Regions from separate parts of the Homo sapiens genome. Here region 1 is linked to region 2. Evidence: chromatin contacts called from ENCODE Hi-C or POLR2A ChIA-PET data. All regions are on one chromosome and are shown on one strand. The core of a region is the stretch at or near the end of the contact, and the rest is flanking DNA. Distances in the headings are between cores, read along the strand shown. Region 1 has its middle 17 kb from the start of SLC14A2-AS1. Region 2 has its middle 47 kb from the start of SLC14A2.

The links. A loop is a pair of places that touch in the nucleus more often than their neighbours do. ChIA-PET counts read pairs that join two places held with the same protein, here RNA polymerase II (POLR2A). Pooled maps may share reads with other maps.
Region 1: a map of HCT116 shows a loop between it and region 2 (4-fold over the local background). The contact joins two enhancer-like sites. A Hi-C loop is called at or near these places in 2 of 168 maps with a recorded cell type or tissue (HCT116 and posterior cingulate gyrus) and 4 of 50 pooled maps. POLR2A ChIA-PET finds 5 or more read pairs at or near these places in 1 of 52 experiments (MCF 10A).

The regions. Positions count from the first base shown.
Region 1 is chr18:45,519,149-45,523,415 of GRCh38, reverse strand. It overlaps a transcript of SLC14A2 not described here. Among named protein-coding and RNA genes, the nearest start is that of SLC14A2-AS1, 17 kb to the right of the region's middle. Within about 2 kb of position 2,120, at least 3 of the 41 ENCODE cell types and tissues checked have a DNase peak (open chromatin) inside an H3K27ac peak, as active enhancers do.
Region 2 is chr18:45,565,901-45,570,127 of GRCh38, reverse strand. It overlaps a transcript of SLC14A2 not described here. Among named protein-coding and RNA genes, the nearest start is that of SLC14A2, 47 kb to the left of the region's middle. Within about 2 kb of position 2,793, at least 7 of the 41 ENCODE cell types and tissues checked have a DNase peak (open chromatin) inside an H3K27ac peak, as active enhancers do.

The DNA.
Region 1 (4,267 bases), core at 871-3,370, 46 kb after region 2:
GGAGGTTGCAGTGAGCCGAGATTGCGCCACTGCACTCCAGCCTGGGTGACAGAGTGAGATTCCATCTCAAAACAAACAAACAAAGAAACAAAAAAAAAACCTGGTGATGGGAGTATAGATTGCTCCTGCCCTGGGCGACCTGTCTTTGTGATACTTATCCACATCTCAAGGTGTCTGGCTGGGTTATCCAGACTCAGCATAGGGGCTGGGGCTGGAGCTGGAGGAACTTTCTTGGCATTTCCCTCCTTTGTTTATTTAATCCTTTTCTCAAATTGAGTGTAAACTACAATTCTCACCAGCTGAGAAAGTGGAGAACCCCCACCCCACACCCCACCAGTGACCAGTGCAGACTACAGCTTGCCGTAGACCACTTATGGGGTCATGGTAAGACACTCTGCCCTCTCACCCATGACTTGGAGAGATCAGTTTTTTGGTTGCATGCGTGCCAAGCCATGGCATGCTCTGCGTTGGAACTTAGCAGAAATGGGAACCCCTGGCAACCCAGATGCTTAAACCAGGTGTCCTCAGCAAAATGGCCTCTGACTTCTATTGCCCAAGGCAACAGGGTATAGCTGGTTTGGTGATATGATTTTCTAATGATCCACATGTTAATAAGAATTGGGGAATCCAATGAGAGCCTGAGTAAAGTGAGCAAGCAAGCAAACAGAAATCTTCACGCAACAAACAACAACCACAATAACAAGCACACTGTACAAAATTCATGAATATTTGTGGTCTAAAATAAATGAATGAACATGAATGGAATTTCCTGAAGAAAGTGCTATTACCAAAACCATCATCTATTTTAGAGGTCGATGGAGAACTAGGCCTGTTTCCCGAGAACTGTCAGTGCAGAATTAAATGTGCTATGTGGCATTTCCATTCTGGGTAGTGAGTTATGTAGGATTGCTCCCGCCCTGAGCTCGGGGCCATCTCCAGCAGAATGAGAGGCAGGGACTGAGGGATGGTGCCGGGAAGCTGCCGCTCTGGGGATGGCAGGGCTCAAACTCTCCCAGGTCTGCAATGTCAAGGGTGCACCTTCCGGGGTTACCTTCTCGAGTTTATTACTGCAAGCTGGACATTTTCTCATGGGCTTATAGTGTTTATGCTTCTAGGGCTTAGCTGTTTTGGATAGCAAGGCTAAACATAAAAAAATGCCTCCTTTTCACAACACATCATACCCAGAACTTGACGCTGCCAACTTTCCTACAGCACTTTCTATTTCTTAAGGTGCTTTAACATGCATGCTCCCATTTGAAATCCACAGTAACCCCACGTGAAGGATGGTGATCTCCACTGATATGATGTGCAAACTGAAGGTCAGAAAGGCACATAACTGCCTTAGACTGCCTTAGATTGCCCAAGGGGCAAATAGTCCAGGCAGGATTAGAACATGAGTCTGCTGACTCCCAGTCCAGCACGCTTTCCTCCATGGCAAGCTGCCCTCAAATGAAACATAGCTCAAAGAGTAACGATGTCTAAGGCCAGTTACCCCATAGGCCTCTGGGAAAATACCTCTTACTTTCTGGATGAATATGCCCACTCACAATCAGCCACACCCCTTCCTGCCTCCCTCAGCTTGAGTCCCAGAATCACTTGGCTGTTTAGAACAAATGCATTTATGAGGGCCAGCTCCAGAGATTCTGATTCTGTGGGAACCTGCATTTTTGACACACTCACCAAGTGATTCTGATGCACATTAAATCTTGCGACTTGCTGGTTTATGGAATACAATGGATTTTAAAGGTCACTTGAGCCAGACATAATCTCATATGTAAATCTGTTTCCTCGAAAGGTAATTTTATTTAAAAAAGAAAAAAAATGAAAAAGGAAACAGGGTTACTTTCTGAAGGTCTTTTCCAAAGTTATACCTCATATCTAAATGTCCTCTCTCTTCTTTCTGGCTTCTCTCAATTTTCCAAGTCTTTTTTGTACCTTTCTTGTGTTACTCTCTCTGGTCCCTGAGCTGTATCCTGCTTATGGTACTATCCAGTTACTGAGTGTCTGTCTTGTGTGAGTCTCTATCCCTAACCCTGTGCACTCTTTCTGAGTTATGTATTCTGCATTCCCAGTAGTCCTTAGCACAATGCCAGAAACTGCAAGTATGCTTTGGCTGTAAGCTTGGAATGAGTCATTTAACCCTGTCGGACTCAGTGCCTAGCACAACTCTCCATCAGTAAGGATAATCAAGATGATGTAGAAGCAAAGCCCATCATCAAACTGGCATTGAGTCCCTATCAGGTTAAAGCCTCAACTAAGCTCTCAGAAATTCCCTTAAAAAATATGACTGTTGACAGGTCACTTGATGTAGAACTGAGGTGATGGGAGGTGCAGGTCATGTTTCCAGGCCATAGGTGGGCCTGTTGGATGGTCATAGACACTACTCTTGCCTGGGCCAGCTGTTAAGATTCTAGAGTATCTCAGAGGACCTGGTGGGAGGAGGAAGGCCCACCCATTCCCACTGCTGGGGAAGCACCCAATCACCAAGGCCCTGTCACCTGTGCAGACTTTCGGTCATAATAATAATCATGATCCTAACAGCTTGTATATGCCCTGGGCTTTGCCACTTAGTAAGCCTTTCCCTTATCTTCTCATGGTAACCCACAAATTAGATAGATTGTTCTCTCTGGTCTAGAGAGGAAGAAATAGATGTTCCCAGAGGTTGAGGTAACTGCCCTAGGTCACACAGCTAGATGTGTGAGAACCCACATTTTCTGATGCTGAAATTTCATGCTCTTTCCAGGACACCATGTTGCTTCTTGTCTCATGGGCCATACCTCCTTAGGATGGAAACGCCCAGAAAAACACTTCTCTATAAAGATCTAGCTCATTTGACATGCAAAGTTTATTCCATACATTTTAATCAAAAAGAACAGAAATAAATGCAACTTTAAATGCATTTAGTCCATCATTCAAAAGGTATTTATTTAGTGCTTAGTACCATGTAAAAGCCCAGTTGCGGGCACTGGGTCAGGGACAGGGGGACATAAGGTAAGGGTGTGTTTAAGGCATGCCCATGGACTCGCAGCCTGCACCACCCATTATCCTAAGTCTCCATCAGGTGATCTGCCAACAGTCACATGTAGCACACTCATATTCCTGAAAGGAATTTTTGAGATTTTAGTTGAGGCTTTATACCTGTTAGGGACTCAATATCTATTTGATGATGGGCTCTGCTTCTGCAAAAACCACATCTTGATTCTCTGCACTGAAGCAGGGAATAGTGCTAGGTACTGAGTCCAACATGGTTGAATGACTCATTCCAAGAATATGGCTAAAGCATCTTTTTAACTTTCTAAAGACATACCAAATATGGTTTCCACCCTCTACGTACTTCAACCAAATGGTACGTACAAGACATGCCCATTGGCCCAAAGAGATCTAAGCACACCACAGCTGTGATTTCTGGTGTGTGAAAGTGGCAGTAGCTGCTAGCTCCCATCCATGTATGCAAGGGCCTGCTAACACCCAGAGTAGCCTGATACCACTGCCAGGTAGTTGGTGGCACCAGCCTGTTAATTCCTAGTGTAGGAGTCCCATCTGATTCTGGTTTCCTTCAGAGACCTCCCCTTAGTGTAGAACCCAGAGCGATCTCACAAAGGGCTGCTAAACCACAGGCTCCAGGGGATGAGCAGATCCCGGAGTAACAGCACGGGTGGAATTTCTCTGAGCCTTTAGCTTAATTTCTTAAAATTATCAGACAGGAGATCTTTGGCTTAGCCCCTTTTTGATTGCCAAGTGCACAAGTTGGGGTTTATATGAGCTCTCTCCTCCTTCTTCGTGCTTACTCTGCCCCCTTTTTCCAATTAGTTCTCTGGCAGGGAATCTTCCTCAGCTAGCAGCTAACAGTAAATTATGTGTCTGGGATTCCCCCAGGGGTGAGTGAGTGAGGTGTATGTGTGTGTGCTCATGCTCACGCATGGGCATGGGGGTGCTGAAGTGGGAAAGGAGGATCCAAGTTCAAAACCAACACTGGAGACTCTGTGAATGGGCAGATAAAGAATAATTTCCCCTGAGGGTCATGCCTGGCCTTGGAGCATTCCATCTCCTACAAGAAGCAATCAAATGGAACTCTGCTTGATTCAGGGGTAGCTAATCTACCAGGGATATTTTTTTCCTTCCACACCCCACCTTGCCTTCTGTTGCCTTCATGGGTTTCTGTTCATTTATACATGGATTCAGTTGCTTGTTAGTGCGCTCTGCAGTGCTTCCCTAAGGATATAACTCTGCAGATGGACGACATTTTTTATTTTATTTTCTTAGTATT
Region 2 (4,227 bases), core at 1,544-4,043:
GCCCACATTGCTCCCTCTCCAGCTGGTGCCCCTCAATGCCACACACTTGCTATAGGATGAAAGACACTTTTTCCTGATTATCTGGAACCATTTGAAACAGTTCCAATTTTTTCTTCATTTTTGATGACTCTATAATTTAGCACAGAAAACAATGATGAGAGTCAAGGGATTTTGCAGTTTTAAAAGCCATTGCAGGGCTTTTAGTCAAACTCTCTTGATTAAGAATGAAGGGGGGTAGGCTGCAAACTGAAGCCTGAAGAAAGAATGTGACTAGCCCAAGGTCACACAGCTGGTTGGTCGATGGCTGGAAAGAGGCCTAAGGACTCCTGGCTCCCTTCCCAGGGCTGTGTCTCCCACTGTCATTTGGAGTGGTTATCGGTGTGGACTCACACTCTTGGTAGACAGATTATTTAATGAGCCAGCTAACTTTGCCATAATAGCATGAGCATTTGGTAGTAAATCAGGTCCACTGTCACTACAGCTTACCTAATTACCCACATGTAGTCAGCTAGGGTGGACTTTCTCCTTGAAATCCTTATTTCATAGAATATTGATTTCCCAGATATATTGTTGTGAGATGGCTAATGCTGGCCAGGGATGAGATATGAAGTCTGAATTAAATATACCTTGAGTTGCTTTTTATGGCATTGGATCTCTAAATCTTGAATTTTATTTTGTAAGGAGGAAGCTCATAGTAGATTCTAAGGGAGTAAGAAAGTGTAGCACTGGTATATTAATGAATCATTTAGAATAGAGTAAAGGGGTTAGTTCAAGGTTAAGAGATGAGTTTTATTTCAAATAGGGAGATAGTTGAGAGCATTTATAGGCTATTGGTGAGAAACCAGTAGAAAGAGAGAACTGGGTTTAGACGGGAGAAGGGCAACAGATTTTTTCAGACTGGAGGTAAGGATGGGTGAAGATAGAAATAAATAGAAGATTGAAGCTCTGTGTTGAGAAGCAGTTGGGATAAGGACAGTGGGGCATGAGGGGTGAAATTGAAGGCCCATGCCCTCCTAACTAGTGAAATGTTGGAAGTGCAACTTAGGCTAGAATCGGTACCTAATCTTTAGGGAGAAATGGGAGAGGTGGGCACTTCCTCCTACTTCCATCAAGCTAATTTAAATCCTACTCAGTCTCCTGGAAATGCTCTCAGTCCATAACAGCTTACAATACATTCCTCTTCTTTTACTGGATCCAGAATTTACCATCAATTCCATAGTGTCCAAAACATAACTATCCATAGCCCTGTATTACTCTTGTTTTATTCCAGATTGATATGCCACACATTTCTGTATCAGTCAGGATAGGTTAGGTTATGCTGCAGTAACGACCCCTCAAGTCTCTGTGGATTAAGACAACCAAGGGTTAGCTCTTACTTATACTATAATACATAGGTAGGTGCTGGCCTCTACTTCGTATTGTCATTCAGGGACTTGGGCTGACAAAGGGCTGCTCATCAGGCAGGCTAGGTGACAAAGGAGCTGCCTTCTTGAATGTTGCTGGTACCTCATGCCAAGGATAAAAGAATGCTTTCTGAAGTCTTGCCTCAGCAATTAATTCTGTGGCTCAGAAATGACATGACATTTTTGCTTACAACTCATTCTTCAGAACCACTCTCGTGGCTCTGCCCATCACAATGAGGAGGAAGTACAGTCCTACCATGTGCCTCAAATGGGGAGGGACCATAACACATTTAGCCAGCAGAACTCCTCCAGCTAGACAGCACGTCCCCTGAAGGCAAGGAGAGAGCAGCCCTCTGCTTCTCTGGTGGAGATGCTATATGGGGCAGCCATGGCTCCAATCATGAGGTAGGGACACACTGGCTGTGCCCATAGAGCTCATCAGTTAGCCTGGTCCTGCAGGCCATAGGCCATGAAGCTCATTAGGTGGGTGAGGTGAGGCGGGGGCAAGGCACAAGCCTGCTGGGGATGGCAGTGGGAGTGAAGGATCCCTCAGGAAGACACAGGAGGGAGGCTGCTCATGATGACTGGGACCTCGATGCTGCCATTTTGAGGGGTCTGGTGCCCCCACCGCCTCTCAGGATTGGGAGCTGGGCACTTTCATGAATGTTTGAATGAGGGGATCAGGACAGCTGAACACCCATGTTGGTTTGATTGCAGTGAACTGAGCATAAGAGCACTGGAAAGAACCGCCCGGGTCAAGCCTGTGACACCTCCCCTGACCCAGGAACTGTAGAACAGGTTGTGAGGGATGTGGCTGCCCTTCTGCACATCTTCACCATCTTCTCCTGAAAGATCCTGGGGTGGGTCTCTTATTCATGAATCACTTGCACTTGCCTGTTAAAAAGGTTTTAACATCATTTTATAGGCCCTCCTCTTGAATACTGACCATTTTGACTTTGAACCCAGTAACTGTCCAATGAAGTGATCAGGAAAGGTAGAGGCCGAGAGAGGTGGAAAGGTAGAGGCCGAGAGAGGTGGGCGGCTTGCTTGACGCAGGACAGCTAAAGACCAGGAGTTCTGCCTTCCTCACACTCCCCAGGATGGTCACACTCACCGGGCTAACCCCTGGACACAGGTTAGCTTTTTCAGAAATAGATTAAAATAACCTCACTCTTCTGAATTTAAAGGACACTCTGACTCTTTCCCAGTTTTTAAGATATCCTAGGTATTGAATAAAACAGAGAAGCTTCCCTTTGCTCAAGGATAACAGCCTGAAATCAGCAGACAGATCTGGGCTGTCCAGCCAGCTTGCTCTCTATCAGTCGGGGTCCCTTTAAGATGCAAAACTTGGAGGTAGGGAGGTCAAATGCAGGCCAGTGGAAGTTTCCACACTCTGTCTGTCTGGGCCAGCGTCTCTGTCTATCTCAGCTTAGGAAGGGTGGGCCCTTTTCCCACAGGCTTGAGATTTATGACTTTAGTCTGGGATGGTGGGGGTGGGCGTTGGCCTTCCCTACAGGAGCAAGTGGGTCTCTTCAATGGTAAACAGAGTTACAAAGAAAATTCCAAATGGGTACCCCTCAATCTGTGTCAGCCTTGCTCCCTGGTCCTTTTTCTCCTTGTGAGTTACACACACACACACACACACACACACACACACACACACACACACTATGTGCACATGTCCTCAGCTATAGAATGAGGCACAGTGATAGTGGTTTGTGTCTATATGTCCTGAAGTCCTCAGCTCAAATAAATCACCAGATTCCCATTGACCACATAAGGCAGAAACTTTTAGTTGTTACTTGAAAATACATTAAACACATACAAGCACACGTGCACACCCCCATTCTGAAAGCTTCTCACCTTGACTTCTAGCCCTCACCAGTACTTCTGATAAATCTGTCCTTCTGAGCAAAGCTGGAAGTATTCTCTGTCTGTACCGCCCTGCAGTTACCTGTTCGTGGAGATGTCATCTTCCTGCCCCCAAGAGTTTTCCTTTAATACACTGAAATATTGAGAAGCAAGAGCTGTAAGTATTGAAAGTCCTTGTGGAGATTAAATGGGAATCAGAAATCAGCAACTGGCTGGCTGAAGCCTTAATTATCAGTGGAGGGACACTCACAAGGAAGGAATTTGGGCTGAGTTGGGAAGGCTGGGGTGAGCAGTGATGTGGACACTGTGTGTGTGTGTGTGTGTGTGTGTGTGTGTGCGAGCGTGAGCGCATGTACATGCATGTCGAGGGTGACGACAGGGAGAGGCCTGCCATCAGCTTTTTATTAAGAGAGTTTTTAAATGGTCCTGTGTTTTAGGAAATCTGAATAAAGTTTTGTGCTTATGGGAGAATTCTCCCTACTTTCTTCCATTGAAGGCAGTATATCCTAATGAGAACACAGGCCCTGAAATCAGACTATCTGAATCTAAATCCTGGCCCCATGATTTCTAGCTGTGTGACTTGGGCAAACTCCTAAACTTCTCCAAGCCTCAGTTTCCTTGTCTGTAAAATGGGCACGATCAGAGCACTGACATTATAGAGTTGGGAGTGCTGAACGCCTAGCCCAGGGAGGGAAATCTGACTATTTCTTAATTTTCTATCTGAATTGACATTTGGGTTATTCCACATTTTTATTTCCTTACCTGTCACAACTCATAAACCAACCAAAGTTTTTACTTCCACAACAGAAATGCTTTGTTTCCTTAAGGAAGCTGTGCACAAACTGCCCACTACTCTGCCATTGAAACAAAACACACATGTCCCCACCTGACACTCTAGTGCCTTGTGACTTTATCTGGGGATAGAGCTGGAGCTGAGGTGTCAGCGTAAAAG